4 separate regions of the Mus musculus genome follow, and all the other regions are linked to region 4. Evidence: chromatin loops called from intact Hi-C (ENCODE). Cell type or tissue: heart. All regions are shown on one strand.

Region 1 (8,000 bases), 57 kb after region 4:
AGCTGAGATAACGAGCCTCCTGAACAGCACTGGATCCTTAGACATTCAGTCTTGACACTGCCATTGTTAGAATAGTTGTGAAGCAGAATAAGGTAGAAAAGACCAATTATTAGATGCTGATTTATTAGTGGTTTACTTAAAGCTCTACTTGGACTGCCTACTTACGAAGCATGACTTCACTCACTACCTGAAGCAGAATGACCTGGAAAACCAGCTTAGACAGTGGGTCCTTGACAACCTGATGACTGCTATTCTGTAAAATCTTGGTTGCTTGGCTGCCCCACCTTGTGGTTTATAAATGTGGAATATAAAATGAGAACACAAACTGCATCCAGGACCAAAGACTTTCAGTAGCTATCTTAGCTTATGTCTACTGCTGGCGTCTTTCTTCTTCCATTCACATTTCAGAAACATTCCCCTAACAGTGGAACCAAACCTGTAAACCACTCTAATAAATCTCATGTATATATGAGAATAATATTTTAACCTAATATATATATTAATCATACATATTATATATAAACCTAATGTAATATACATCATATATTATTTATATTCCTAACACTAACATTTATATATGTCCTATATGAATATATATGTTGTATCATATTTTTTTCTATCAGTTCTGTCACTCGAGACCAGTGGTTTTCAACCCTCCTAATGCTGCAATCCTTTAATACAGTTCCTCATGTTGTGGTGACCCCAGCGATAGATGAACTGCTACTTCATAACTGTAACTTTGCTGCTGTTGTGAATCGTAATGCAAATATCTTATATTTCCGATGGCCTTAGGCAACCCCTATGAAGGGATCATACAACCCCCAAAGGAGTTTCGACCCTCAGGTTGAGAAGTGTTGCTTTAGAAACTTCACCCTGACTAATACAGGACAGAAACCACAGTGGGCAGTCATTGCATAGACCCTAAGTTGGAGTCAGGAGACTGAGTTTGGACACCACCGGGTGACTCTCAGTAGCTTGGTCCTTCTCTTTGTTTTTGTTTTTCGAAACAGGGTTTCTCTGTATAGCCCTGGCTGTCCTGGAACTCACTTTGTAGACCAGGCTGGTCTCGAACTCAGAAATCCGCCTGCCTCTGCCTCCTAAGTGCTGGGATTAAAGGCGTGTGCTACCACACCCTGCTTTTTTGTTTGTTTGTTTTTTTTGTTTTTGTTTTTGGTCCTTCTCTTTGGAAAATACATGCTTCAGTTAGGAAATAAAGGGATCACAGTTGCAATTAAATCTCTTCAGCTCAAAAACTGTAATTCTAGAACTGGCTTGTTGGATGTGACAAATTATGATCGCTCTCTTTCTCTCCAATTACATATGTTCATATATATATATATATATATATATATATATATATATATATATATATACATAGTATAAATATACCAGTGTCTGCTGTCTTGTATATGTGTGTATTCTAGCTATGTGACTACAGTGTTTTTTTGTTTGTGGATAAACAAGGGATGCTTCACTGTTTCTTCAAACAGGACCAAATGGCTGCTGAGTAGGCTGTCGGGGAAGCTCACTGACTCAAGGTGTGTGACAGGAAGACAAAGAACTCTGGAAAACGGAACCTGTGGTCATCTGCTGACAAGTTTATTTTGTTGTTTCTCTTCCTTTTATTTTTGCAAGCAAATCTAAGTTTTGGGATCAGGTGGGAGTAGCAAGTGATCTCATAGAAGAAGAGAAGGTTCAGAGGTGCAGGGATCACATGGCTAGTTAGAACCAGAGCCAGAAGAGGGATCTAGCACCTGACTTGCAGGCTCCTGAGAACCCATCAAAAGCGCTGTGCTGTCTGGAAAGCAGTGCGTAGAAGCCTCGGGTCACACAGCACGCCAGGCCCTCTTGCCTGCTGTGTCCCAACACTTGGCGGCTGCCAGGCTGCCGTATCTTTTTATTCGGAGCAGGGCATCACAAGAACTGAAGGCTCTTTCGAGGGCCACAGACTGGGATGGATTAGGATGCCAGAGGGTGTGCACAAAAAGAAATCGCATTCTGCAGCTTCTGGCAAGACTTGAAGGATGTTTACTGATTCTCTGCCAGGGCCCGTCTTGGTACAGCAGGGTTGCAGTCATGCTGTCTGTACGAGTGTATCCGTGTCTCGGAGCTCAGAAATGGTTGGGTAAAGGTGCTCTTTCCTTCAGCCAATGGCATTCATTGATCACCTTCAGTATCCCAGTAACTGTATGAAGAGCTGGAGGAATACTAGGAACTAAGGAGCTCAGGAACATGTGACATGTTATCTGTCATGCGCCCCACCCCCAGGTTGTCACCTCTAGAACGGTATGGGCAAAGATGCTCTGTCATCTTGTCCACTTCCCCAGCTTCTAGCACAGGCAGTTTTTGCTGGCCAACCTCCAGGCTTACATTCTATCGGGAGGAACAACCTCCAGGCTTACATTCTATCGGGACAAAGATCCTTTAGCTTTAGCTCATTCAACAAATCATGAATTCACTCACTGTGAGCCAGGCACAGCTGTAAGCACTGGAGATACAAACCAACAAGGTCCGTGCCCTTATGGGCGTCGTCAACTGAGAAAGTCAAACATTAAACAAATTACTATGAAAATAATTGTGTGTGTCTGTCTGTCTGTCTGTCTGTCTGTATCATGGTGAAGGTTGTGATGTAGATAAGGAGAGAACTCAGTTTAAAACCTTGTCTAAAGCCAGGCGTGGTGGCACACACTTTTAGTACCAACTGTGTGAGTCCAAGGCCAGCCTGGTCTACAGAGTGAGTTCTAGGACGGCCAGGGATGCGCAGAGAAACCCTGGCTCGAAAACAACCCTGTCTGAGGAAGCAAGCTCCTGAGACCTGTGAGGATGAGACGTAAAGCTCGGGAAGACTCCAGGAAAGAGCCCTCCAGGCAGAGAAAATGACAAGGTCGGTGGAAACACGGTCCTCAAAGAAGTGACAGGAAAGGAGAGAGGCAAACCCCAGAGAAAGCAGTACAACACTTCTCCAAGACCCTGAAGAAAGAGGCAGGGCAGAGCCACCCGGCCTGAGAAACAGAGGGAGGGAAATCCACTCAAAGTGCATGTGGCTCTGCCTGTTGCTCTCCCTCCCTGTGGGTCACACGGGAGCTGCTATGTCTATTGGCACTGGTGCTGTTGAAAATTGAGGTTAGAAAATCAAATCAGCACAAACCAGTACGTGACCAACTTCCCCTTTCCTGCTTGGGTGGGTAGCCTCAAAACTCATCTGACCCAACCTCATGGATTTGGTAAGTATGCTTGCCTAGGTGACTGGCATCTCAGCCATGGAGCATCGACCTAACACTTAAAACCTGGGAAAGTCAACGGCAAGAACAGCTGTAACGAAGAATACAAGCTACGCAAGGGGTGATGAGCAGGGACGAGGAATAAAGCTCGCCCAATTCCATGTTCCAGCAAGCACTGAGAACCCTCCTCTGCAAAGGAAGGCAACATTACAAATACTGCCCCCTGTGAGGAATGACAAGAAGTCTGGCCAGGTAGAGACAAGTGTCCCTTCCCATGTTGGCAGGTGGGGATGTAAAATGGTACCTTCGGAACCACTCTGGTAAGAAAGTTAACAATAGCCAGGCGGTGGTGGCACATGCCTTTAATCCTAGCCCTTGGGAGGCAGAGGCAGGTGGATTTCTGAGTTCGAGGCCAGCCTGGTCTACAAAGTGAGTTCCAGGACAGCCAGAGCTACACAGAGAAACCCTGTCTGGAAAACCCAAAAAAAAAAAAAAAAAAAAAAAAAAAAAAAAAAAAAGAGAAGAAAGTTAACAATATGGACCAATAGCTTCAAAAACAGTCAGTTTGGGGCCAGCAAGGTAACAAACACAGTGGGTAGAAACACTTGCTGTAAAGAAAGCCTAAAGGCCTGTGTTGGGTCATCAGAACTCACTAAAGGGGGAAAGGAGATTGACATCTAAGAGTTGGCTTTATCCATTCTTTTTGTTTGTTTTTTGGCTTGTTTTTGGTGTTTTGGTTTTTTCTCAGACAGGGTCTCACTATGTAGCTCTGGCTGTCTCGGAACTCACTATGTAGACCAGGCTAATGCCACACGCGTAGATGCCAGCCTCTGCCTCCCAAGTGCTGGGACCACAGGCATGCACCATGAAGCCCAGCTGTGCTTGTTGCTTTGGAAGAGGACCCAGGTTCAGTTCCCAGCACCCACAGACTTACAACCCCCTATAATTGCAATTCCAGGGAATCTGATGCTCTCTTATGACTTCTTCAAAGCACCAAGCATACACATGGTATACATGCATTCAGGCAAAGCACCACGCACAATAAATAAACAAATCTTAAAAGAGCCGAGTTGGGCAGGGCGTGGTGGTGCACGCCTTTAATCCCAGCACTTAGGAGGCAGAGGCAGGTGGATTTCTGAGTTTGAGGCCAGCCTGGTCTACAGAGTGAGTTCCAGGACAGCCAGGGCTATACAGAGAAACCCTGACTCGGAAAAAAAAAAAAAGAAAAAATAAAATAGAAAGAAAGAAAGAAAGAGAAGAAAGAAAAGAAAAGAAAAGAAAAGAAAAGAAAAGAAAAGAAAAGAAAAGAAAGAGCTGAGTTGGGAAAGTTTAAAATATGCATATTCAGGGCCAGTTAGATGGGTCATTGGGTGAAGGTGCCTGTCACGAAGCATGGCCACCTGAGTTCAATCCCTGGGACCTGCATAAAGGAAGGAGAGAACCAATACTCACATCTCTGATCTCCACATGCAAGTCACCAAAGGCATACACACACACACACACACACACACACACACACCACATACATTTTTCCTTTCCTTTTAACTCAATAACTCCTTTCCCACTACGCAACCCTTAGACAGAAATCAGAAATTTGTTCAAGGATGTTATAAGCTTTTCAATGAAAGGGGTTAATGTATGGTCAAGTAGTTATAAACAACTCAATATACAGCCTAGATTATATAATTACATTATGGTGTCTCCTTAGTATGGAAGCACAGAAGTGAAGAGTGACTTTTGGAAAGGATCAAAAATATCACTTTGAAGGGACATGCCAACAAACTGTTACAGTCTAATGCCATAAAGGCCTTAACAGGAGACAACTGACCGGGGAAGGTCAGATTTTTCCAGAACACTGATATTTGAGGTGAGTTTCAACATTTGTAGAGAAGTTTCTACATGGAAGGGAAATAAAAAGGACCAAGTGAAGACTCTGAGGATGTCTGCAAAGGTAATTCCTGCCTTACCTCTCATCTGCTAGGTCACCAAGCCCATAGTTTTTCCATTAGTGAGTTGAAGACCCATGACGGTGATCGGGATGGTCATGGCCTCTCCCTGGAGATGAGATGATGTGGAAGGCTGTGCCTTCGGCCCTGGGGGCTGGAAGTAACGATCAGCCCTGAGCCTGAGGGTCAGGCTTCTGGAGCGACAAAAGTTCCGGGCCCAATATGGGCTCCCGACTCGGTCCTGCTGGCGGCGCCAAAAAACTCGCGTCCCCTACAAAGTGCGCAAGCGCAGTTTCCATAGCCCAGAGGCAATATGAAAGTTCACGTCTACCGGGAAGAAGGAAGCTTGTGTCAGGCCTACCTGGTTTTATAGAACAATTCTGAGGTAATAAGCTAGGTCTGGAGTCAAAAGAAGATGCTAGGCTGTCCAGCGCAACAGTTCTTGTCGCCTCCCCTCTGTCCAGGGAGCCATCCTGCTCTCAGTGCTGTGGGCTTGAGGCTGAGAGGAACGCGAGTCTAGGCCCTCATGGGGTCCTGAACCCATCTTTGATCTGGCTAGTTCTCTCTGCGACTGTTGTGACTTTGACTTCTGATCCAACCTATTTAGTGGCTGGGTTACCTGGTATTTCAAACTCAGCCACCAGGTGGTCAGGTGTAGGGCTATTTACTTCAGGTACAGGAGCTGTAGACAGACTGTTCCTCATTTTAGACCTACCTCTCCTTTCTAGGCCGCTCTACTGGGAGCTACATGCCGGACAATGGGAAATGTGTATGGCTTTGACATTTGTGTTCTTCTACATTCTTGTGATTCAAGTCAGAACAAACTTGTATTTTTGTCCTTTTGACTCAGAGCATGCCTCTTACGTATGACGCAACCCAGCGACTATCTAGAACTGGGAAAAGCCTCTATGCAGTGCTGGAACTGAAGAAGGGTGCTGAGACTGCAGACATCAAAAAAGCCTACAGGTTCAATGCCCTTTATTCACCCCTGGTATCTATACCCCCCACTACCTTTAACATCTTCAAACTCTATTTATTTTTAAAGATTTATGTATTTATTTTATATATCTGAGTACACCATCATTGTCTTCAGAAACACCAGAAGAGGGTATTGGGTCCCATTACAGATGGTTGTGAGCCACCATGTGGTTGTTGGGAATTGAACTCAGAACCTCTGGAAGAGCAGTCAGTGCTCTTAACCTCTGAGCCATCTCTCCAGCCCCAAGTCCCCCCCCTTTTTTTTTAAATCCCAAGACGATTTTATCTTGGGGCCGAAGGAGGCCACCCCTCCTTCAGTGTGACTTGAGAAGAAATGTAGACCTTGCCTGCATCTTGTATCCCCATCTCCTGTATCCCTTGCATTATCTAAAGACCCAGACCTGCAGTTCATCCTAATCTTCTTGCCTCAGTTGCTTCCTGTAGCCCTCCCCACTGTCCTTTTGACTATTGTCTGGATAGGAAACTGGCCTTGCAATATCATCCAGACAAGAATCCAGATAACCCTTTAGCAGCAGAAATCTTCAAAGAGATCAACACAGCCCATGCCATACTCACCGACCCTACAAAAAAGAAGATCTATGACCGGCACGGCTCACTAGGATTATACCTGTATGACCATTTTGGTGAAGAAGGTGTCCGATTCTATTTTATAGTGAACAGTTGTTGGTTCAAGGTACATTGTACTTCTTATTAAGAAAGGAATTGGAGGGGCTAGAGAGATGACTCAGGTGGGGAGCATCTACTGCTCCCATAGAGGACCTACCTGGGTTTGATCCCATTACCCACATGACAGCTCACTACTATCTATACCTCCAGTCCCAGGGGATCCAGAGCTGCCTTCTGGCTTCTGCAGCTATCAGGCTTGCACATGATGCACAACATACATGTAGGCAGAATATAAAATAAAATTGACCCAGCTGTGGTGACACAGACCTCTGAGCCCAGCTCTTGGGAGGCAATGGGTAGCCTGGGCTATATAGTAAGATAGTGTCTGTGTCTATAGAGTAAGGAAGGAAGGCTGCCCTCCTCTCAAGACAATTGTGTCTGTCCTCCCTTTCTAGATGTGAGGACAGAGAGAGGGGGATCTGCATGGAACTACAAAAAGAACAGGGGACCAAGGCCTCTTCTCTCCTCTCTTGTAGACACTTGTTATCCTTTGTTGCTTGCTCACTGGTTGTTGTTGTTGCTGCTGCTGCTGTTTATGCTGTGGTAGACTTAATCCATCAGCCGAGGAAGAGGAAGAGAATCGCCAAATGAATGTTTCTTCTCAGCCTTCAAGATCAAGTGAGGAACAGAGACAGGGATTGGGGGTCAGGTCTCAGTAAGGAATGGTAAGGTAGAGTGGAGAGAGGGGCTGTGAGAAAGACCCGTGTGAACCGAGCAGTTAACCCCAACATGTGAGTGTCTTGAGTGTTTCATTGGAGGTGAAGAGAGACGGAGAAGGTAGCCGATGTTCCTTATGCTACAGACTGACATTTCAGTGTAGCGAGGGCTTTTCCTATGAAGGAACTGGGGAAGCACAGTCTTTCAAAGGAAATCGCTGAAGGCAAGTTTGCAGGTGCAGCTTATTGCAAATAGAAGGATGATCTAGGAGCAGAGCATTTGCCTAGCACGTGAAAGGCCCTGGAGTTCATTCCCAACCTGCGGGCTGACGGGTGGGGGACTCGGGCAGGAGGAATGCATTGCTTTATTTTTTGTTTTTTTGTTTTTGGTTTGTTGTTGTTGTTGTTTTGTTTTCGAGACAGGGTTTCTCTGTGTAGCCCTGGCTGTCCTGGAACTCACTCTGTAGACCAGGCTGGCCTCGAACTCAGAAATCCGCCTGCCTCTGCCTCCC
Region 2 (8,000 bases), 130 kb after region 4:
TATAAAAAGAAAAAGAACAAAACAAAACAAGAGTTAAGGGTTTTCTGGATCCTAGCCATCAATGTTACATTTGAATTGGGGATAGTGGATGCCTCTGGTCTACAATACAATTAAAGATCATCCTATCACATTAAGAGGACTTTCTCAATGGGTGGTGGTGGTGCACGCCTTTAATCCCAGCACTCGGGAAGCAGAGGCAGGCGGATTTCTGAGTTCGAGGCCAGCCTGGTCTACAAAGTGAGTTCCAGGACAGCCAGGGCTATAAAGAGAAACCCTGTCTCGAAAAAAAAAAAAAAAAAACAAACCAAAAAACAAACAAACAAAAAAACAAGAGAACTTTCTCACACCAAATAATAGACGAAAATATCTTCGATTTTATGAATCCAGAAATATCAGATATATAATCACAAACCAAGGAGATTGGCAGAAGTAAAACACTGACCACAAACCAAAAATTCGAGCAAATACAACTCTCTAAGGGTCCAGTTTGGGGTCAGGACAACCTATTTGCCTTTGAAAAAGGGGAAGAAATAGTTCAAATCCCAGGAGGGAACCTTCTATAGGTTGAGACATAATTAAAAGATAAAAGAGTTCATCAGCCTCAATGGAAAGGTGTGCTCATATAAAGACTAAACGAAATATGTAAATTAAAGCTCCAAAGAATCTCGTAGCTATAACTAGATTATAAATGACAGCAGTAAATCTTCTAACTCAACTAATGAGGACACAATGCAGCCTCATATGCTAACGATACTGTATATGGTGTAACGATACTGTTCTTCAGTAAATAGAAGGCCTGTATCTCTTAATAAGCAAAAAGGATCCAACGTGAGACTTATGCAAGCAGGACAGGAAGAAAAAAAGTTGAAAAGTACCTTTCCAAAAACTATTCCAGAAAACAGAAGTAGGTTTTCAGCCAACACAAACACTACCGGATCTAAGAAACAAGAGAAAGCAATGCAGAGGGGCCTGAGAAGCAGCAGGGAAAGGAGTCAGGTCAAAATCCACAGGAAGAGAAAGAGAGCAGTCAAACACTGCTCAACAGTGAGACCAAAGGCAGGCTGAGAAAGCTCTCGGACTCAAAGAGTTAGCTATAAGAACATGATAGGCGTGGCATTAGTGACAGAAGAAAAGGAAAGACACTGGCTAACAAGTAGTAAATTGATGGGCTCTGCTGTTGTTTGTGAGGAGGGTTCAAACAATGCTTCCCTGGCTGCCTTTGACCTGACGAGAATTTGCCTGCTTCTGATGGGATTAAAGGTGTGCTCCAAGGAAGATTTTAAGGAAGACAAGTGTGATAACTTCGGAGATGTGCCAAGATCAGGAGTTCAAGACCAGTCTGGAACACATAAGAGCTCCCATCTCATAAATAAAGGAATGAGAAGGGCAAGGCGGTTGAAAGAGCAAGGTGGCAAGAGAGAGCGAGAGCTCAGCATTTAAGAGAAAAAAACCTTAGAAAAGGTTCAAGGCCAGCTTAGTCTACATCAGGAGTACTAGACAAGCCAGAGGTACATAATTAAGACCCTGTTTTAAACAAAACCAAAAGCTAATAGAAGAGAGGGATTACAGCACACTTGTAATCCCAGTAGTGAAAAGTATCACAGTCAAGAGGACGGACACTTCCAGGCCAGCAGGGACATAGTGAGACCCAGTCTCCTCTCAAACTCCCACCCTCCAAAATACTGAAAAAAGGAAGACCTTGAAATAAGGAAGACCTCAATTTATGAACCAAGAACATTTACTGGAGTGCTGCAGAGATAGTTCCACAGTTAGGAGCACTTGATGCTTTTAAGAAGACCTGGGTTTAGTTCCCAGCACCCCCCGTGGTGGCTCACAACCAACCACAACTCCAATACCAAAGGATCTAAGGTCTTCTGAGAGCACCAGGCACATAAGAGGTGCACATGCATACAATACACACAAGCAAAACACCCACGGTCAGGAATAAAGCAAAGGCTTACTGTACAAAAAAGAAATAAAATCAACAAACAATTACTATAGCAAAAAATATCTGAGTGAAAACACTACATTTCAAAAGGAAACATCTCTGCTCATCTCAGCACTTTTGGTATGAGTCGCCTACAGAGGAAAAGGCACCAGAGCTGCTTCAAAGTTCTCACAAATACTTGAAATCAGAAGAGAATTACAGCCTTGAGAAACCCTTCACTAAGCTAAGACATCATTCATCAGCATGACATCCTGGATATGCAAGTGTAAGATCCATGTAATTTTTTCTTTTCTATGAGCTAAAGAATAGTTCAGGAGTAGAGCATTTGCTTAACATTTCCCAAAATCTTGGAGTCAATCTCCAGTACAGGAAGGAACAAAGAGAGGGAGGGAGGGAGGGAGGGAAGAAGACTTGCTAATAGAGAAACTCTAATATCAAACACTGGCATCATTCACAACAGTGGAACATTAAATTGCGATTAAGTAACTATGGTAACCATAGCTACGAAACAGATTCTCACTTCAGATTTAAAGGTGTCAGTTGGCCAGGATGGTGAAAGCTTGTCATCTCAGCCCTTAGGAGCTGAAGCTAAAGGATCTGGAATTCCAGGCCAATCAGGGATAAAAACCTGTCTCCAAGAAAGTGGTCTTGTAAAACAAGTAACAACAAACCAATATTCAGACTTTAGTAAACTAAGACAAAATCAATCTGTCTTTGAACGTTTGGAAGGTGGTGGTAGCGCATGCCTTTAATCCCAGAACTTGAGAGGCAGAGGCAGGCAGATTTCTGAGTTCGAGGCCAGCCTGGTCTACAGAATGAGTTCCAGGACAGCCAGGGCTACACAAGAAACCCTGTCTTGAAAAACCAAAAGAGAAAGTTTGTAAGATAAAGATAAGAAAGTAAGTTAAGTAAGTTTGTAAGATCTTGCCTTCCTGGTTTACTACACTATTCGAACTCGATGCATGAATCAGTATATAACTTTTTTCAGTGAGTGACTCAACATACAAAAAAAAAATCCTTTTAAAAATTCACTTCTGAGGGAGGGTGTGGGGGACTTTTGGGATAGCATTGGAAATGTAATTGAGGAAAATACGTAATAAAAAAAATACAAAAAAAAAAAAGAAAAAATTCACTTCTAGTAAAAGGCAGTGGCAGTGAATGGTAGAATTCCTATTTAGGATCTGACAATACAAATTTTAAACAGTAAAGGAAGAAATGTTCAGTAAATTCTAACTAGGATTTTTATATCCCATACTGTCTGATTTCCTTGCTGCTTCAGGTTGCTAACCTGACTACTTTGGCAAAAGAAAAACAATTAGATAATACTTCATCTTAAACACGGACTCACTTCACATACACTGTTTAATACACTGGTTCCCAAAGTATTCCTATCATGCAACTGGTGATTTATCAGATAATTTTACTGGTCCAAAAACAAACATATTATTTGTACAAAAACCTGCAACTCACGTTTTCAGTTGATACTGCTAGAAACTAAAGAGTGTAAATCTGAATAGAACAACTTAAAACTATTAGGAAAAATGGCACTGCAGTTGATAGCGGTAAGCGGTAAAAGGTAACGTAAGCAAAGGTTAATTTGAATTTATGTAACAATCAATGTACCTCCAAGGGCAAAAAGACCTGGTTATGTCCTAAACCTGCCCAGAAAAGTGAATTACCTCCTGTGGGGGTGAAGTCGCCATCTCTGTCTTGTCCAAAAGACGGCAAACTTGCCGCGGGATAAAAGGACCAGTATAAGGAAACATAACTGGCCCTTGGCTGCGCCAATGGGGTTGCAGCGCGCGGGGCACAACCCCCGGGGTTAGAGCCACTTGGAGGAAAAGGCTGAGACACAGTAAGAGGGAATGAGCACAAGAGGACTGACTGCAATCAGACAGAGACACCACCACCTGCCATTCCCCAATCCTGGCCGTGGGGGCAGCTTTCGAGCCCCAGGCGAGCCCTGATTTCCCTAAGCCTTAAGATAACTGCAGGTTCACCCAAGTCCGAAGGCCCAACGTAACGAGTTCAACGTAAGCAGTGCAGAAACCTGAGTCCAGTTTACCGCGCTACATACACCGAATTGGGGAAGAAGGTAAGACCGGCTGGCAGAGATGGGGGATGCTCAGTGGCCCCAGTGGGGACGGAGGAGAGAGCTCGACGGTTCTCGGGAGAAGCGCAAAGGCTAGGAGGCGCGCTGTCTTGCGCGGGAGTAAGACGGGAATCGGGAATCGGTTCCCATTGCCTTAGCGCTACGGCAAAAGAATGGGAGGAGTAATTTTGGGTCCCCCGCACACCCCGTTGCGGTACACTCACCCGCGCCAAAGTCCTTCCGGAAGTCCAAGTTCGAAGATGGCGCCGCCTGTCGGGTCGCGGTTTTATGACGAAATCTTGATCGGCTCTTCCTTGCCCCGCCCCCGAGACAAGGTAAACGCAAGCTTGGTCTGGAACGCGTTTCCTGCCGAGCTTTCTTTTAAACTCTGTGTTCCATAATGCAGCGCGGCGCGGCACTGAGCCCTCCGACGCCCGCGAGCTGGAGCGTGGCTTCCGCGGCCCTAGGACACTGCAGGGCCTTCTGGGAATTTCAGCGACCGGAAGGGGAGGTCGGCGCCTGCGCGGCACCGCAGCTCCACCAGCAGCCTTGTGGAAAAGCATTGAAGAGGAAAGTGTCGCGCTTCTGCTGTCGCCGAGCGTTCCGACCTGCCTTTCCACCCAGGTTGCTGGCTTTGTGGAGAAAAGAGCCTGACCACACCTGATTCTTAACTACAGTCCCGAGCTTCGACGGACTAGGAGACAATCCCTCGCCCCCAGAGATCTCCTGATTTTCTGCTGCCAGTGAATGAGCCAAGACAGGAAGAAAATAAAGAGGAGGGCTTGGAAAGAGGCCAAGGGAAGAAAAGAGCGGGGGGAGCCTAGCCTGGGTGGGTAGGCTGCGCTTTTAAAGAGAGCATCAACCCAGGCCTCACGCCACTCCCTCACTGGGAAGTGGCCTCCGAGCAACAAGGTTTTCAGCCTTTTAAAACCATGTAGCTTTCACAGATCTGCCTTTACCCAGGAGGAGGGCGAATTAAAATGAACCGGAAGAGGTGAAATATGGCAGCTTTCCCCTTTCTAAATAGTCTTGTTCAATTATTCCCTTGGTTAAATCTTTACAAAGAGTAATGGTGCACGCTTATAATCCCAGCACTCCGGAGATGGAGTCAGGAGGATTAGCAGTTCAACGTGATCCATGACTACTTGGAAATTGGAAATCAGCCTGTACTATATTAGACCATGTCTCAGAAAAATGAGAAAGGGAGAAAACAATGGGGCACGTCAACTCCCAGACTAGGTACTCAAGGCTGAAGCAGGAAGATCTCTTGAGCTCAGGAATTCAGGTTCTACCAGGGTAATCCTGTATCCTACCAATTAAAAAAGGAAAAAGGGATTTAGCCAAAATCTGAAAGGAAAGAAAGAGAACACCCAGTTCTCCGACATCCTCTTATGCTCAAATGACAGCATTTTGAATGGCTGTCTTCCTCTTTTAGATAATAGCTCCTAAACATTTTATAGGGAGTAACAGATTTAGTGCTTTGATGAACAACATCTCTTAAAATCCTGCCTCTGGTTAAGTTCTCTTTGGTTTTATCACACAAAAAAATTTTTTTAAAATAACTTTGATTTTGGAAAAAGATTCTCAAAGTTTAAGATACAACAAGTGAAAGCTCTTTTCTTTCTTTTTTAAGATTTATTATTATATCTAAGTACACTGTAGCTGACTTCAGACTCACCAGAATCATTACGGATGGTTGTGAGCCACCACGTGGTTGCTGGGAATTGATCTCAGGACCTTCAGAAGAGCAGTCAGTGCTCTTAAATGCTGAGCCATCTCTCCAGCCTGAAGGCTCTTTTTTAAGCTTAACTAACCCTGCACGCAGTTGATCTGTTTCTCATTGTTGGTCCAGCGTATGTATTTATACTGAAATTCCCTTTTATGGAATACCATAGTTGGTCTGGAGCGCATCACGGCTCCGCATCAGCCTAAGTGCTCTCATTACAAGCACAAACCTCCATGTCTATCAATTCTTGTGTGCGTGTGAGAGAGAAACTATGCTCACATTCATGTGGGTGCTTTTCGAGGCCAGAAGAGGATGTTAGGTCACTTGGTGCTGGAAGCCATCTAACATGGGTCCTGGGAAACTGGTCCTCTAAAAGAGAAGCACACACCCTTAACCACTGAGATCTCTCTTCCACCCCTGTCTGACTGGGGTTTTTTTTGTTGTTGTTTTTGTTTTCTTTTTCTTTCTTTCTTTTTTTTTTTTTTTTTTTGAGACAGAATTTCTCTGTATAGTTCTGTCTGTCCTGGAACTCAATTTGTAGACCAAGCTGGCCTTGAACTCAGAAATCTGCCTGCCTCACCCTCTCAAGTGCTAGAACTAAAGGCGTGCTCCACCACTGCCCAGAACTGTTGCAGGATTTGATCATACTGTGACCTCAGATTGTTATTTACTGGAAAAACCTGTTTTTATTTGTCGTGCGGCTCAGCCTTAGCACACACATTTTTGGTTTTTCCAGACAGGGTTTCTCTGTTTAGCTCTGGCTGTCCTGGAACTCACTTTGTAGACCAGGCTGGCCTTGAACTCAGAAATCCGCCTGCCTCTGCCTCAGCACACACCTTTAATCCAATATTACAATATTGAATACTGTAAACAGGAATAAATAAAGTCTGATCAAGAGGAGGAGCAAGCAACCAGTTGACAGAAGTGAAGGTAGGATTATTAGGAGTCAGGGAGACAGACGAACGAAGTAGAGGGAGGGACATCGGTTTGAAGAAGGGACATAAGAGATGTCAGCTGCTGAGTGCTTTCTCTGCCTCTCTGAGCTGCAGGCTTTCTTTCACCAGAAAGAATTATAGATTGCTACTATAATCTTTGTTTGTTTGTTTGTTTGTTTGTTTTGGTTTTTCGAGACAGGGTTTCTCTGTGTAGCCCTGGCTGTCCTGGAACTCACTTTGTAGACCAGGCTGGCCTCGAACTCAGAAATCCACCTGCCTCTGCCTCCCAAGTACTGGGATTAAAGGCGTGCACCACCATGCCTGGCCTGCTACTATAATCTAATGTCTAAGTTCCTTCAGACATGTTACTGTATGGCTAGGATGAATGCCTTGAAGTTGAATTACTGGGCCAGTATTTAGGTAAGCACACTTATAGTTTTAGTCAATAAACATTCTCTTAGGTGTTCTGACTCAGTCTCTAATTTCTTGACAGTTATCTTTCTAAAGCATGAGCCTAATCCTGTTGCTTTGCTCTAATCCTGTTGTATCACTGAGTGGTACATACTCATACTGATCTAAAATAAGATGCCACGGAGTATGGTAGTCCAAAGCCTGGAGACCCAGTACATAGAAGCACTTGGAAGGCCAAGTGCCCTTCACGGACAGCCTCGCCCTGGCTGAAAAACAAAAACTAGAGAGTATAAAAGAACAGTGAAGTATTTATCCTTCCTTTCCAGTAGGACTTAGAGTTTAGAAAAACAAAGTGATGTGAGGGACTTACACTCCCACCCTCCCTTTCTCATTTGATTTGTGTAGCAGCCTACGCTGGCTACAAGTACATGAATCTTCTGCCTTAGCCTTCCTTGTGCTGGCTGTTTTGCAGGCATGTGCCATCATACCCTATAAAATGATTATTACTAAATATGGAAAGAATGAGAGTTAGAAAAAAAAACCACTTTTATATTCCAGTGCAAATATTCAGATAGCCAACAGCAGTTGGATAAAACCACTATTCATGAAAAGTTCAGGGAAATTTTCTCCAGGAAACACTCATTACTAAAAATAAAATCACACACCATTGTTTGCTCCCTGATACAAAGCAGGATGAAGCACTTTGACCCATCTAGGTATCCCTACCAAAAAGGTAAATCAGAAATTACATGGCTTACAGAAATGAGTTTATACTACTTAAAAAAGAAGACATCCCAGCCGGACATGGTGGTGCACGTCTTTAATCCCAGCACTCGGGAGGCAGAGGCAGGCAAATCTCTGAGTTCGAGGCCAGCCTGGTCTACAGAG
Region 3 (8,000 bases), 89 kb before region 4:
ATACATACAACAGAGGTTTCACTGTAACATACAACAGAGGATTCACTGTAACACACAACAGAGGATTCACTGTAACATACATACAACAGAGGATTCACTGTAACACAACAGAGGATTCACTGTAACATACATACAACAGAGGATTCACTGTAACATACAACAGAGGATTCACTGTAACATACATACAACAGAGGTTTCACTGTAACATACAACAGAGGATTCACTGTAACACACAACAGAGGATTCACTGTAACATACATACAACAGAGGATTCACTGTAACATACAACAGAGGGTTCACTGTAACATACATAAAACAGAGGATTCACTGTAACATACATACAACAGAGGTTTCACTGTAACATACAACAGAAGATTCACTGTAACATACAACAGAAGATTCACTGTAACATACATACAACAGAGGATTCACTGTAACACACATACAACAGAGGATTCACTGTAACACACAACAGAAGATTCACTGTAACACACAACAGAGGATTCACTAACAGACAACAGAGGATTCTCTGTAACACAACAGAGGATTCACTGTAACACACAACAGAGGATTCAATGTAACATACATACAACAGAGGATTCACTGTAACATACAACAGAGGATTCACTGTAACATACATACAACAACAGAGGGTTCACTGTAACACACAACAGAGGGCTCATTGCTCTGAAGCTTGTGCAAACTCCCTCCCCACAACAGTGGTCCTCCAGAGACTGAGTCAGGACTCATTCCCCAGCTCCCTCAAGCGCCCACCATCCAATCAAGCAGTAGGACTTCACACCTGACACTGAGGCAGGAAATGACCTCATGGCCACAGGATCTGGTCCGAAGAGGCAAGAAGGTGGAACTGTCCCAGGCTGTGAGGTAGCAGGGTGGGGGCTGACGTAGGCGCTTGTGGGGTATCTGCACTGTGAAGAGTCGCAGCCCACCGAGCTGATCTGGAACCTGCCCAAACCTGGAGGCCAGGCAAAAGGCTTTCAGTTCCTGTCAGCCCTCATGTTTGTGCCCTGCACCCTGGTCACACCTGGAACAACCTCCAACAAGGCTCCAGCCATGGCCAGCTCCTTCTGTCTTTTCCCATTTCCCAGCTGAGGTGTGCCTGCCAGCCACCCTGTGACCTGCACACCTGCAGGCCTGGTAGCGGTATGGTGTATTAGAAGAGGCTGGTCCATTCTCTTGCCACTGTAGCTGTGTCACCAGTTGATCCTTCTGCCACACAGAGGCCTTAAAGTCCCAGCCCACTGTAACCAGCTGGGGAGGAGTAAAGATCCCAAAGATGGACAGTTAGGACATCTATGTACTGTGCAAGGCACACAATAGGCTCTGCCTTTCTGCACCAGCATCCCACATCTCCACCTCCTTACCTTGCCATCAGGACCCAAAGTCAAATCTCCAATCTCCCCTTCATGGGCTTTGAACTCCAGAACTTTCTCCAGGCTAGGTACCTACAGCCAAGACAGTTACAGACCAGACAGCGAGAACGCTGAAATCCCCATCCCTCTTACCCCAATGGCCACTCAAGTTTCACAGAATGCATATTCAGATTCTCACAATTTTGGTGTTATTGCAACTAACACTCACCCACCCCCCCAAGCCCCTAAAACCACACCTTCCAGACACGAACATGACCATCAGTTCCTCCAGTGGCAAGCAGGGTGTTATCATGGTTGAAGCACACAACTTTCTGCAGCGGTTCATTGCTGAAGTCTGTCTGTACTGCCTCCAAATTCTTTACTTTGAGTTCAACCCCTTCGGGGTGAACTTGTGCTCCCGATTTCTTCTCTGCTGGAGGAGCCCCCTTTCTCTGTCGAGGTCCCTGCTCCTTGGAACCTGCAACACAAACAATTTGCCAGGAACCAGATTCCTTTGTTGTTGTTTTTTAAGACAGGGATTTGCTAGGCACCCCAGGCTAGCCTTAAATATCCTCTTGCCTCCACTCCTAAGCTCTGAGACTACAGCTGTGCACCACCTCCCTCAGATGGACCTGAGCATCTGTATTAACTAACACCAGTCCTCTAGTGACCCAAGTACAGACTTCAATGTGACCACTGCCCCACACCTAATCTCTCGTTTTTGGAGACCAAGAATTAGAGCGACTTTTTCCAAAGCTCTTCACCTGACTTCTCCGCTTTACTGCCCTTCTGTTGATGGACCTGGAAACGAAGAAGCTGACACTGGGCATCCTGTCCGGCAGCAAGAATGTCACCAGCAAGCGCCAAATTCATGGTGGCCCGTGTCTCCGTGTCATGAGAGTGCAGCAAGGAAGCGCTCAGGCACCCGTTGATCAGCTCTAGCTGCAGAAAATGCTGTGAGGGAACCAAAGTGGGCAAAGGTCAGGCCAGCCCGGAAGTCACATTAAATCCTAGTCTCTCTCAGTTGTACTTTTGCTTCCCGCACCTCCAGCTCTTATTTTTTGTTTTTTTTTGTTTTTTTGTTTCTTTGGTTGTTGTTGCTGTTGCTTAGAGCTGTATTCTCTTACTGGAGCTTCTTAATTCATACAGCAAGCAGGGTTTAGATTACTAGGTCCAGTTTACAGAAAGAAAAGAATTCCGTCTCCAGCTGCTTGAAGATGGACAAGACAATGTGCCTTCCTGGAAAAGGCCAGCGTATGAGCCCTGGACCAGCTCTCGTAATCCGGCGTGGACAGTCCTGGATTCGCAGACCTGCACAGCTTTCAGTCTAATTTTGGCTGTCTCAACCACTCTGCTCAGGTGAAACCAGCACCCGAACGGCAATCCTGGGTGCTCCCGCTAGAAATGGGTAGGGACTAAATCAGGGGTACTGCTCACCTCTGCATCCCCCGGCCACCCTGGAATCTCCCTGGGCCACGGTATAACCTGTTCTCAGTGGCCCTGCGTTCTCACCACGCCATTCTTTATGCCGGTCTTGGCAGCTCCTCCTCCGCCCGCAGCGATGAGCAGCCCAGTCTTGGGGTCTATCCGAAGCGCGTACAACGGGAACGGGGCCCGGTACAGCTCCACACCCCGGCGCCGACCCATCCCGCCCGCACGTTCACCGCCAACCCCGCGGAACCCACGACATGCCGCGCCTCGCCTCCGAAAGCTCAGGAACTTGGCGCTAGAGTTTTCCGGAAGACTGCCGACCCCTCTCAGCACTGGACTTGCCACCACTCAAACCACCGCAAGCAGCCGATCTGCGCCCGCGCGGCCGACTGGGTCTTGCAGGCGTTCAGTGCGCACGCGCCGAGCTCCTGGGCTCTCTCTGCGCAAGCGCAAGACGCCAATCCGCGTCAGCACTAGCGGGACGCGCTGTCACGGAACCCTGGCGTCGGATCCGGGTCCTAGCCCCGAATGACGATGAAGCTGCCATCTTTGTGTGGGGCGTGGGAGGTGGGGCTAGAAGAGATTACTGAAGATCAGTAAATCGAATTAAAAAGTTCTCGGACTGGGACAGTCCCCACTTCAGGAGAGATACACAGCAGACTCGTACAAGCCGGGCCTTTGTGTGTTACTCCAGGGAGGAAATGGGTTCTCCCGGGTTGTGTGGAGGACAGACACTCCAAAACAGATTCACTGCTTCCTAATATCCTAATATGAAGAAATCAGTCCCCACTTTGAGAGCATCCTCCGCGGTTGATTGGACTCTTTCTTATGGCTTGACATCCACTTCTGGAACATCGAACTCATGGGACTGGCAAGACTTGAGACTAGGCACAAAAACCCACAAAATCCCAGATAAACCGGGCTATTTGGTTACCCTACTATTTAAGTGTTTTTGGAACATGTTCACATTATAGAGATGTAAGGACCATTATTTGAATATGGTTTATATTTTAGTATTTGATGTCTTTTGCGATTCATAATGAGCCCCAGTCAACCATACATGAATTTATACTACCATGGTGTCTTTTGGACCCATATGCAGCTGAACAAACCACGTGATTAGAAGAAGCCAATTTTAGGCCCATTTACTAGCCTTCAGGGAGGAGAGAGGAACTTGACACTGAATTCAGTCACCAGTGGCCAGTATGTGCCCATATGATGAAATATTTGTTTTTAAAACAACCCTAGACAATAGGGATCAATGAGCTCCTGGGTTGGTGGTCTCATGTAGGTGCTGGATGGATGGATGGTGTGCCCAGAGAGGGCAAGGAAGTACTGCATTCTTCACCCTTTATCCTCCATGTACCTTGCCCTACACATCTCTTCCCTTCTGCTAATTCTGAGTTCTATTCTTTATGCTAGAAGAGAAATCCTAAGGAAGATGGAAGTGAGCTCTGTGTGCTGTTCTGACAACTTACCAGACTGACAGAGGAAGTCACAGGGACTTCTGCTTCCCAGCCTGTTATTTAGAAGTACAGATAGATGGTCAGGACTCAAAGCTGGAGACACTGGAAACGATCCTTTAGGATCAGTCCCTTTGATTTATGGGATCTATCCAGTGTGAACACCTGTGGGTGGGTGGTGTTAGAAATTTCGTTCCATTGTTGGACAGATACCTAGTTGGTGTCTTAGAATTGGAGATGTGTCTGAAAACACTCCATATTTGGTTTCAGAGATGTCCTAAGAAGCAGAACTTCTCACTGTGTGAATGAAAAATGACTAGGCAAACTCCAGTTCACACTGGCCGCTTCTCTTATTTTATGTCAGTTCCTGTTTGTAAAACACTGTTGAGCAAGTGAAAGGAAGGTCGCTAAGCACCTGGCAGCCAGGCTCTAATGCAGTTGTTTTGGTTTGATGGTCATTTCCTGTTGTAGATATTATCTACCACATACTCTTCCCACCCAAATTCCTCCAAGTCTAGGCAAGAACATCATGTGCTATTTCTTGTGAACATTCTACTGCAAATGGTTGTTGAGGGGATGGACAAACACTCTAACTGGGGTTGGCTAAGAAAGTTTGATCCTGATGCCTTTCCTTCCCTTTTGTTTTTGTCGGGGGGGTGGGGGGGTGGGGGTGGGGAGCGGCGTTCATGCTCTGTGGTGCACGTGCGCTCAGAGATCATCTTTCAGGGTTGATGACAACTTCCCACCTCTTTTCCTTACTGAAGTGTACGAATTTATCACTGAGCCAAGCAACTTACACTTATAGTGCTGATAAACACCCACTTGGGTTCCTAGATAAATGTGCCCAAATCTCCAGAGGTGAAAACTTCCAGCTCTACCTGGTAGGACTGCTCCTTGGCTGAGATTCAATATAAGCTGTGAACCATGATGTGTGCGTCCTTACAGATCCAGCCTGGCTGTCTGCCTGGGGCATCTCTTGTAGAGAGAGATGCCTGGTTTTGTTACCAGTTTTCATCAGCACCTTTGGCGAATAGTTGCCTTTTACTTTTGTTTATGGGCCAGAAATGACTTGATTCTGAAACTGTTGTGAGAAGTCAAGTGGTCAGCCCACAAGGGCAGAGGGAAGGACAGTTTATTTTTTTGTTTGTTTGTTTGTCTGTTTGTTTGCTTTTCTTTTTACTTGTTTTTTTCCAGACAGGGTTTCTCTGTGTAGTCCTGGCTGTACTGGAGCTCACTCCTTATCAGTCTGGTCTTCATAGAGATCCCCCTGCCTCTGCTTCCTGAGTGCAGGGATTAAAGGGACTAGGGTGTCCTCAAACTCCTAGATAGAAAGGCATATGCCACCATGCCTGGCCTGCTTTTTGTGTTTTTGTTAGTTCAGTTTTGGTTATTTGAGGCAAGGTTTCTCTGTGTATCCCTTGTTGTCCTGGAACTCCCTCTGGAGAGCAGGCTGGCATTTGAACTCACAGAGATCCACCTGCCTCTGCCTCCCACGAGCTGGGATTAAAGGCTTGAGTCACTGTGGGGTACATAGGTTGCACTACCAATCAAGCCCCAGAAATCTCAGGGATCTGAGACAGTAGGAGGGGGGTTGCCTCCTCCCAGTCTCTCATGCCTGCTCTGGAACAAGTAACCATGACCACCAACTGAGAGGGCCTTGGGCACACAGTCATGTATCATAGCACCTCTAGTTCTTCTCCATATTAATGAAGGCTCTAGATAGCCTTAGCTTTCAGCCAATGACCTTCTTGAATATTCTCACGCCTCTACCCCAAAAGGTATATAATCCCTGGTTCACCCCGGAAAAAAAGTGTATGCATCCTCATCCACTCCCAATAAAGTAATATGAACAAGCAAGGATTGTCTCAGAGAGCTGCTTCATGACCGATCACCATGGGAAAGGCCTTTGCCTAAATGAACTGCTGTGACATCATGACTCCAGAAGAAGACCCTTTCTCTTCAGCATTCTCTCCCAACTGGACCAAATCCTGCTCATCCCTGGTCCCCTTCCTGCCTGGTATGCAGACTCGCGTGAGCAGAGATGAGGACCTTGGACTCTTGTTCCTGACTTCCTCTCCAGGCAGTATACCTGCAACACCCTGGTACCCAGAGAGGAGGCCAGGAACCACAGCACTTATCCCAGACCCCACTCTCCCCTTCAGGTCTGGAGAGCAGCAGCAGAAGCAGCACACTGACCCCTGAAGGGAAACACAGGGTATGTTATTCCAGACTTTGCCTCTGGCCTTCTCTGGGCCAGCATATTGTGAATACTGGTGATGCCCTAACACCCCTGGTAGAGAGGCAGAACTTGGTACCACACACAGCCACCACCCCTGGTCTGGGCCAGAGTGTGAGGACACAGAGTACATGTGGGGAATTGGGGAGAGAGCATATGAGTGCATACATGACAGGGGTTTTAAAGATGTAGTTATTCATTTTATGTGTATGCATACTCTATCTGCATGTACACCTGCATGCCAGAAGAGGGCATGAGATCCCATTACAGATGGTTGTGAACCACCATGTGGTTGCTGAGAATAGAGCTCAAGACCTCTGAAAGAGCAGTCGGTGCTCTTAATGGCTGAGCCATCTCTCCAGCCCACAAGACAGGCTTTTAATGAAGACATTCCAGCTGGGCTATGGAGCAACACCTCAGAGACTAAGAGGATTTGCTGCCTGTCTTATTTATGTGTTTCTATTGCTGTGGTGAAACACCATGACCAGGAGCAACTTGGGGAGGGAGGGTTTAATTAGCTTACATGTCCATATTACTGCTCATCCTTGAAAGAAATCAGGGTAGGAATCTGAAGACAGGAGCTGACACAAAGGCCATCGAGGAGTCCTGTTTACTGGCGTGTTCCTCATGACTTAATCTGACTGCTTTCTCATAGAATCCAGGGTTACCAGACCAAGGAAATTCCCACCCACAGTGTGCTGAGCTCTCCCCCATTGATCACTAATTACAATGCCCTAGAGCCTTGTCTACAATGAATCTTATGGAGACATTTTCACAGCTGAGATTCCCTCCTCTCAGATGTCTATGACTGTGTCAAAATTGACTTTAAATTAGCCACACAGTGCCCTTGCAAAGAGGGCCTGAGTTGAGCTCCTAGCACCCACAATGGGCAACTCACAACCTGCTATAACATCAATTCCAAGGAACCCTTTGCCCTACACTAGTACCTGCACTTACAGTGCAAACCCACACAGAGACACACAATTAAACATAATAACCTTCAACAATAAATAAAAACACTCAGTGGTAATGGCATTGATCCATCTATTTATTTATTTTTATGAAAGAGCTGTAGTTTATTAGAAGACACTTGACCTAGGCCTTGAGAATGAAGGTTAAGAGAAAGAGAGAGGCTCAGGAGAAAGTCACAGGTCCCATGCAGATGAAGCTGGTCTTGAACTCCTTAGGTAGCTGAAGGTGGCTTTGAACTTTAGATCTTCCAGCTGCCAGAGCCTGACGTCAGTGGTTCCAAGAATACACCACAGCTCCTTGTGTATGAGGATCCATCCCAGCTCTTAGTGTGTTTGAGGCAAGCATCCTTACAACTGGGCTATGTCCCCAGCCCAGGTTTCTGTCCCCATTTGAGGAAGGGCAGACCCTTCCCCACTAATCTCCATCACAAGCCCTACTATGCAATACGGTTGTGCTGGGGGTTAAGGATCATAAACTTTGGAGGTTGAATTCAATTCATAGGAGTGATGGCATCTGACCTTTCAC
Region 4 (8,000 bases):
CACCACCACACATAGGAAGAATATCTATTACAAGGGCTGAAGAGATGGCTCAGGGGTTCAAAGAAAGAGTTGTGGCTGCTTTGGGGAGGACATGTTTGGTTCCAAAAACCTACAGTCAGCTTGAAACCATCGACTTGTGGCTCCCTCACTACTGGCCTCCTCACACCAGCACTCACTCACACACACACACACACACACACACACACACACACACATACAGACACACAATAAAAAAGAATTTTTCACAGGTATTCACCAGTGCTCCAATCTCACTAGTCCCAAGACTAAGAAAGGAACAGAGTGCTAACTGTAGTCAGTCATTCATGGAACAGTATAGATTTCAACTATTCTAGTGACAGATTAATATACCCTGCCCTCCAAGGAAACAGAGCATCTTCTGAACTGTATTCAAACAGTTGGGCACATATTGCCTAGTTGGCAGGGTGCGGTTCCCACAGACTAATCCTGAACTATAAGCCTCACAGGACAAAGAAAAAGTCTGAACTTGGGCCACATGTTCTACCGTCTCTGGGTCAAGGATTCTAAGGGGCTCTGGTTTACCTAAAGGGGCCCCAGGCCTTGATATTTTGCAACACCTTGAGTTTTCTTTCTCTTTGGCAAGCTGTCACTGCTATGGGAAGATGAGGAGGATAGACAAGGAGGGTGACACACACCTTTAATCCTTCTGGAGGCGGACGGAGAGGAATCTCTAGAGTTCAAGGCCTACCTTGTCTACAAAGTGAATACCAGGACAGCCATATCTGTAGAAATACGGTCTTGAAAAAACAAAACAAGCCGGGCATGGTGGCACACGCCTTTAATCCCAGCACTTGGGAGGCAGAGGAAGGCGAATTTCTGAGTTCGAGGCCAGCCTGGTCTACAGAGTGAGTTCCAGGACAGCCAGGGCTACACGGAGAAACCCTGTCTCAAAAACAAAAACAAAACAAAAAATAAAGAAAAAACCCTTCTAGACCAATCCTAGCACACAGGGGGCAGACAGGTGGATCTCTATGAGTTCCAGGCCAACCAAAGCTACACGGTCTCAAAATAAAACACCAAGTGGTCGGGTAGTACCGATTTGGTTCCTCTGCTTCTAGAGTTTCCTGATTAATTATCTGCGTTGAGAAACCACGAAGCCTCTGGGATAGAGGAAGAAGAGGTAAGCAGACAGGAAAACGCCAAGCCAGCAGTAACACAACTTTCATACGATCCAATTCTAGGAAAAGAACAGTGGCTTTCTACAAACTCCACTGATTCACAACAGTGGACATGTCTTTTAAAAAGGTCTCACATTGCATGGGACTTATCTGCAATGAAAGGTATTGAGGTTTGTGGGTTCATTTCTTTCAGTACTGGGGACAAGACTTAACTAGGAATGCCAGAGCTAAGTCCTCACCCTCTTCCCCCTTTGAAATATAAGGGAACACCTGCAGGGCCAACTGTCACCAATATCTAGGGCTTAATATTCCTCAAGATCTGAATGGCCTTTCTCATTAAAACAAGATATCCCACCAGCTAAATGTATTGATAAATGCAAATTCAGGATTTCCAGGCAGATACCTGGAGCCTGTGGAATGGAAGCATTGGCAGGCTAATTGAGATGAGCTCTAATTGTCTCTAGTTACCTTTTGAGGAGTCGTCACCCAGAGCAATAGCTGTCCCCTTAGGTGTGATGGGTCTCTCCCAGCGCCCTTCCAGTCAGACCTGCTGCTGTTCTGCTTGCCTTGCGTCGGTGGTTCGGCCAGGGCTACCAAAGTTCCTACGTTCTTTCCGAAACCAGCATTGGTTTTTCCCCCTTGGCAAGGCAAAGAACATGAGTTAAGGAAGCGTCTTTCCCGCTTCGCGTCCTTGCCCGGGCTGCAGAACACTACGCAACATTAAGGTGAAGGGTTCCCAGGCTCGTGTTCTCTTGCCAGCGTTTGCCCTTCGCCCTCCGATCTTCACTCCTCCATCACCCTTACCCTCTCTCGGCTCAGCTTTCCCCTTCTCTCCGCACGTGGCGAACCCACGACTTTGCACTAGTATTTAAGACCTTCCCCAAAGCCCACACCGAGAGGCTCACCCCGCCCCGCCCCTTCCAGTCCCGCCTCCAGGCGACTGAACTCAGTCTCTCCGGCCCTGCCCAATCCCCGCCTCGCCCGGCCCATCCTACACCCGCCCTGCCCACCTTTGAGATCTCCACATGAGGGCAGCTGGCCCGCAGGCCAGCCCGGCCCGGCTCGGCTCGGCTCGCACCTCCTGACTTGGTGACAGCGGGACAGCAGGACCCCGCCCCCTACCCCCGCCCTCCCGGGTCCCAGCGCCGCCATGTTTACTAAGGGCGGATGGAGCTGCCCGGGCGTCCGCACCGGGCTGAGGGTCATGCAGTAGCTCAAGGCAACTAAGCGCTAACTGGACAGGCCTGCGCTCCAGGAAGAATGGAGAGATGGTGGGTCTGTCCACCGCGAGCAAGCGCAGGACAGGAGCTCAGAATTCCGCGAGCAGCCCGAACCTGCGGGCAAATTACGCCTCGGGCTCCACGGCTCGTGCCCCGGGCGGACCAGGCCACGCCCCAGAGTGACAGGATTTGGAAGCTAAGCCTCGCCTCAAGGCTGGCGCGTGACACGCTGGGGGCGGAGCCTCGCGCTCGGTTCTCGCGAGCTGTCAAGACGGTGGAAAGCAGTGGGAAATGGCGTCTCGGGAGTCAGGCGGCTCTCGGGCGGCCGCCCTGCTCCTGGTTCTGGGCGTGGAGAGGGCCCTGGCTCTACCTGAGGTACAGAAGAAAGTTTGAGATCTGGCTGAAGAAGGTTGCTGGCCGTCAGCCCGGAATCCAGCTCGCCCGCCGGTGTCTGTCCCTTTGGCCAGTCGGAAGCTCAGATTTTTGTCCCTGAAGCTTCCCCGGGCCCTGTGCCTGCGGGGATGGTGTTGTCCAGTACTCACGTAGTGCAGGCCACTAGCACCTTCGCCCTGCCCACATTCAGAGTCCTTTGAAATTTGATCTCCTTGCTTTTGAATAATTTTAAATAGTGCTTCCCAGACGAGTCCCAGGGTTCTTCTGCCAGCTCTCCTTGCACGAATGCTGTGCGTGGTGCAATGGCACGACTATCTATCTATCTATCTATCTATCTATCTATCTATCTATCTATCTATCTATCTATCTATCTATCTATCTAAATATATAGTGATGCTTGAGTACGCTGTGTACCTGCAGCCCTTTAACACTTGCCAAACCATGCCTGTCAGGTGGAGAAGTCTCTGGAGAGGACACAGTATAGTCAAGTAATAATGCACAAACACGAGGATCTTCTCTCGTACAGTGCGCTGATTTGGTGCGGGGGTTTTAAGGGAAAAAAATGGGTTCTGTTTACAAAAGGCACTTTTCCGCTTTGCATTATGGGAATTCTGGAAAGGCTACTGACTTGTTCTTTTTTTTTTTTTTCTTTCTGGAGTCTTAATCAGGTTTCTTTCTCTTCTGCAGATATGCACCCTGTGTCCGGGAGGTATGCACAATTTGTCCAGAGTGGCTGCTTACTGTGAGGATACATCGAAGCTAATGCAGGCCCGATGCTGCCTGAATCAGAAGGGCACCATCTTGGGGTGAGGGAGGAGAAGACATCCTTGAATATTCTTTTGAACTTTTTAGAGTTCCCAGACTGGAGTCTACAGACTTGCCTAGCAGGCTCTGGGGATAAATATTAGTACCTAAGTGGAGACATTTAATGCTCGATTCTAAACATTTGAATTTGATGATTTTTCGATAAGTAAATGATCTTTTGATTTTTTTTTCCCTGAATGACAAATCATAGTTTTTGCCATTTTATAGGCTTTTGTGGCTTCATTTAAAATAGTTTTATTATTAAGTCTTTGTATTATTTTTACTAAAATACATTTAAATTTTTCTTCATTTTATTTTTTTGTTTTTAATTGTGTCTGTCTGTCTGTCTGACTGTCTGGGTACAGGCACTTGAGTGCAGGTGCTGGAAAATTTCAGAGGCCTTGGATCCTCCTGGAGCTGGAATGATAGGCAGTTGTGAGATACAGTGTGGGTACTGGGAACTAGACTCAGGTCTTCTGTAGGAGCAATACTGGCTCTTAACTGCTAAGCCATCTTTCCAGCCTTTAATTTTTTTTTTTCCTTCTTCTTCTTATTGTTGTTCTGGGTACTAGGAAATGAACCTAGGACTTTATGCAAGCTACCTTTTTTGGATTTGCTTTTCCTTTTGTTTTCTTTGAGACAGAGTCTTGCTATATAGCCCTGCCTATCCTGGTACTATGTAGCACAGGTTTTGGTCTCAAACTCATATCATTGCTGTTACAGCTTCCCAAGTACTGGGATTACAGGGGTGAGCCATCACATCTGGCTCTTTTCAGTATTTTGACACATGATCTCACTAATTGCCCACACTAACCATGAACTTGTGATCCTCCTGCCTCAGCTTCCTGAGTAGCTGGGATTACAGGCTTGCAAAAACATATATATTTTATGTTATGATTTTTGTAGTTTGTAGGCACACAGTAAATGGAAAAATAATTTGTTGAAGTCCTTTTTATTTGGTTGGTTTGTCTTTTCTTTTTTAAATTTTTATTTATTTATTTATTTATTTATTGTGTATAGTGTGCCAGAAGAGGGCACCAGATCTCATTATTGATGGCTGTGAGTTACCATGTGGTTGCTGGAAATTGAACTCAGGACCTTTGGAAGAGCAACTTAAGAACTTTTAACCTCTGAGCCATCTTTCTAGCCCCCTTGGTTGGTTTTTCAACATAGAATTTTTCTGTCCTGGAGCTCCTTCTATAAACTAGGCTGGTCTCAAACTCAGAGATCTGCCTGCCTCTGCCTCTCAAGTGCCAGAATTAAAGGTGTGCACCACCACAAGGCTTGGAGGCTTGAAATCCTTAATGTACAGGCATTTACAGTTACCTGTAACATAAAATCTACTTGGGCCAGGCGTGGTGGCACACTCCTTTAATCCCAGCACTTGAACCCACCCACCCCCCCCCCCCAAAAAAAAGAAAGAAAAAAAGAAAAAGAAGAAAGAAAATCTACTTGGGAAAACTTAAGTGATTTGCCTTTTTTTCCTTTCATTTAACACCTCTGTGTGCAGTTGTAACTTCAGTACTTGGGAGGAATATCAAGGTAACCCTCAGCTACTTAGTGAATTTGAGGCTAGCTTGGGTTACATTGAAACCTTGTCTCAAAAGAAAATGATCTCTGTGGGGATGCTGATCATTCTCTCTAATCCAGCATTTGAGAAGCTGAGGCAGGAGGATTGTCACTCGGTTGAGACTGACTCACTCTCTCTCTCTCTCTCTTTTTGGTTTTTTCGAGACAGGGTTTCTCTGTGTAGCCCTGGCTGTCCTGGAACTCACTTTGTAGACCAGGCTGGCCTTGAACTCAGAAATCCGCCTGCCTCTGCCTCCCAAGTGCTGGGATTAAAGCACTCAGGGGCAGTGGGAGACAGATCTCTGAATTTGAGCCTAGACTTGTCTAAAAAGTGAGTTCCAAGACAGCCAAGGCTACACAGAGAAACCTTGTCTCAACAAAACAAAACAAAACAAAACAAAATCTCTGTCTGTGGCTTGGTGCTAGGACTTGCCTGAAATGCACAAGGCCCTGACAACAGTAACTTCTGAGTGTAAGAATTTCAGTAAAACCTACTAATCCTGGAGGGAAAAAAACCCACAAGGCTTCTTCCAGTATTTGCACAATGCATGGCTCTACTGATTAGAGCTGGAGAGATGGCTCAGCAGTTAAGAGCACTGAGTCCTCTTCCAGAGGTCCTGAGTTCAATTCCCAGCAACCACATGGTAGCTCACAACCATCTTTGGTGGGATCTGTTGCCCTCTTCTGGTGTGTCTGAAGACAGTGACAGTGCACTCATATAAATAAAATAAATAAATATTAAAAACAAGAAACTGTGTGACCCAATAGAAATTCCAGTTGCTGACTGAAATGCTACATATCTGTACTAATCAGCACAGGATCCAAGGTTTTATGTGTTTGAAGTGTTGCTTTTGAGAGTGAACTTGAATTTTAGGTAAATTAAGATGTCTACATGTAGCCAGGGCTAACTAGATTGGCTACTACATGATTACAATGTCTGCTACCATAGCCTTAACCTTACAGTTCTGAACATAGATATTCCATCAATATTAGCTTAAGTAGGGGATGAAAAAGAGGCAGAGTTGACACTGATTTCTTTGTTTCTTCAGGCTAGATCTTCAGAACTGTTCCCTGAAGGATCCTGGTCCAAACTTTTTACAGGCTTATACTGCTATTATCATGTAAGTGGTTATATATTTTCCTGCCCAAAAGATAAATATGGTGATGGGAAATAACTCTTGAGAAGGTAGGTTAATATTAGCATCTAACCTTGTACAACTGAGGATAAGGAGTGGGTTACTGGCCCAGGACAGCACATATAAAGGCTAATAGAAAACTTCTGCAAACAGAGCGCTAACAGTGTGTACTTTGCAGAGACCTTCAGGCAAATCCTCTCAAGGATGATTTGGCCAACACCTTCCGTGGGTTTACTCAGCTGCAGACTCTGTGAGTAATACAGGAAGGGAGAGAGTGCTGATGTGCTAAGTGCTCAGCAGGATGAGAGCCACTACTGCTGTGTGGGGTGTGCGTGTGCGCGTGACTGAGTAAGTTCATATGTGCATGTGTGTTAGGGAGTGGACCCATGGCTTTGTGTGTTGTTGAATGTTTGTTCTACTCCCGAGCTACACCCCAACCTCTTTGGCTGTGCATTTATGATCATATGTGTTGTCTTCAGGATACTACCACAAGATGTTCCCTGTCCTGGAGGTAGTAATGCCTGGGACAATGTTACTTCTTTCAAGGACAAGCAGATTTGCCAAGGGCAAAGGGACCTTTGCAATAGCACTGGAAGCCCAGGTATGCTTTAGCATGGTCGCCTCACTGGAGAGTGCTTTCCTTCTTTCTAAAGAGCAATTATTCTCTACGTTAGAAAAGTAAAGATGCTAAAGTGCCTTTTTGTCCTGTGTGTTCTCTATTCCCCTGACGAGGTTTAATTATTATTGTTGCTGTATTATTATTATTTCTTTTTTCTTTTTCTTTTTTTTTTTTTTTTTTGGTTTTTTGAGACAGGGTTTCTCTGTGTAGCCCTGGCTGTCCTGGCACTCACTTTGTAGACCAGGCTGGCCTCGAACTCAGAAATCCGCCTGCCTCTGCCTCCTGAGTGCTGGGATTAGAGAGCTGGGATTAAAGGTGTGCGCCACCACACCCTGGCTTTTGTTGTTGTTTTGATACAAACTTTCTCTGTGTAACAGCTCTGGCTGTCCAGGAACTCACTCTGCAATCTGAGTTGGCCTTAAACTCACAAAGATATGCATGCCTTTTTCTCCCAGTGCTGGGATCAAAGGCTTGCACTACCTCCTGATGAGCTTTTCTTCTAGTGTTTCTTTTTGTTTTGACTTTCTGAGATAAGTTTCTGTAAGGATTCCTAGCTGATCTAGAACTTGCTGTGTACACCAGAACTCACAGAGATCCGCGCCTGCCCTGCTTCCCAAACGCTGTGATTTAGGTGTTTACCACCATGCCTGGCTTTTCCCTCTACTTTTGATGTACAAATAATTAAGAATCTAAGCAGATTTGAAAAAATGCCTAATGAGATCCAGTGATCTCCTCCCATGCAAGTACCAATCAGGCCCTGCTTTGCTTCTGAGATCAGAAGAGCTTGGCTCTGAAGCCCGGCGTGATGGCACATGCACTTGGGAGGCAGAGGCAGGTGGATTTCTGAGTTCGAGGCCAGCCTGGTCTACAAAGTGAGTTCCAGGACAGCCAGGGCTACACAGAGAAACCCTGTCTCAAAAAACCAAAAAAAAAAAAAAAAAAAAAAAAAAAAAAAAAAAAAAGAAGAAGAAGAAGAAGAAGAAGAAGAAGAAAGAGGAGCTTGGCTCTTCAGGGTAATTGGCCTTAGACTTCAGTGACTGTTTTTCTCTGGCTCCCAGAAATGTGTCCTGAGAACGGATCTTGTGCATCTGACGGTCCTGGT

What was found. Hi-C counts contacts between places; a loop is a spot of excess contacts. Peaks named below come from ENCODE experiments on the same cell type or tissue, not always from the same donor. Only the 100,000 strongest peaks of a DNase experiment are listed, where the experiment ranks them.
Region 1: a loop joins it to region 4, with 2.2 times the contacts of the local background. A loop is called at or near these places in 6 of 42 quality-filtered maps.
Region 2: it touches region 4 in a loop (2.9-fold over the local background); 3 of 42 quality-filtered maps call a loop at or near these places.
Region 3: it touches region 4 in a loop (16-fold over the local background); 8 of 42 quality-filtered maps call a loop at or near these places.

The regions. Positions count from the first base shown.
Region 1 is chr5:31,102,870-31,110,869 of GRCm38, forward strand. It overlaps Dnajc5g (DnaJ heat shock protein family (Hsp40) member C5 gamma), which reads left to right and starts at 5,450. Exons shown (of 6, transcript NM_177677.3): 1 at 5,450-5,552; 2 at 6,018-6,133; 3 at 6,626-6,839; 4 at 7,309-7,450. The coding sequence starts at 6,021. It also overlaps a transcript of Slc30a3 not described here. In heart, no CTCF peak of the experiment used is centred here; no DNase peak of the experiment used is centred here; H3K27me3 peaks cover 1,185 bases.
Region 2 is chr5:31,175,620-31,183,619 of GRCm38, forward strand. Gtf3c2 (general transcription factor IIIC, polypeptide 2, beta) reads right to left here and starts at 4,525. Exons shown (of 19, transcript NM_027901.2): 1 at 4,265-4,525. In heart, a CTCF peak has its summit at 4,349; DNase peaks (open chromatin) are centred at 3,802 and 4,472; H3K4me3 peaks cover 2,421 bases; H3K27ac peaks cover 1,965 bases.
Region 3 is chr5:30,957,086-30,965,085 of GRCm38, forward strand. It overlaps Preb (prolactin regulatory element binding), which reads right to left and starts at 3,242. Exons shown (of 9, transcript NM_016703.3): 1 at 2,886-3,242; 2 at 2,138-2,327; 3 at 1,631-1,851; 4 at 1,386-1,466; 5 at 1,148-1,272; 6 at 803-976. The coding sequence starts at 3,020. In heart, a CTCF peak has its summit at 3,238; DNase peaks (open chromatin) are centred at 1,006, 3,246, 4,756 and 5,190; H3K4me3 peaks cover 2,262 bases; H3K27ac peaks cover 1,590 bases.
Region 4 is chr5:31,046,005-31,054,004 of GRCm38, forward strand. It overlaps Slc5a6 (solute carrier family 5 (sodium-dependent vitamin transporter), member 6), which reads right to left and starts at 2,075. Exons shown (of 18, transcript NM_001360022.1): 1 at 1,962-2,075; 2 at 1,626-1,795. It overlaps Atraid (all-trans retinoic acid induced differentiation factor), which reads left to right and starts at 2,636. Exons shown (of 7, transcript NM_027855.4): 1 at 2,636-2,752; 2 at 3,458-3,576; 3 at 6,193-6,264; 4 at 6,458-6,529; 5 at 6,759-6,880; 6 at 7,957-8,000. The coding sequence starts at 2,669. In heart, CTCF peaks have their summits at 2,203 (motif pointing right), 3,565 and 4,589 (motif pointing right); DNase peaks (open chromatin) are centred at 2,227, 2,597 and 3,507; H3K4me3 peaks cover 2,616 bases; H3K27ac peaks cover 2,278 bases.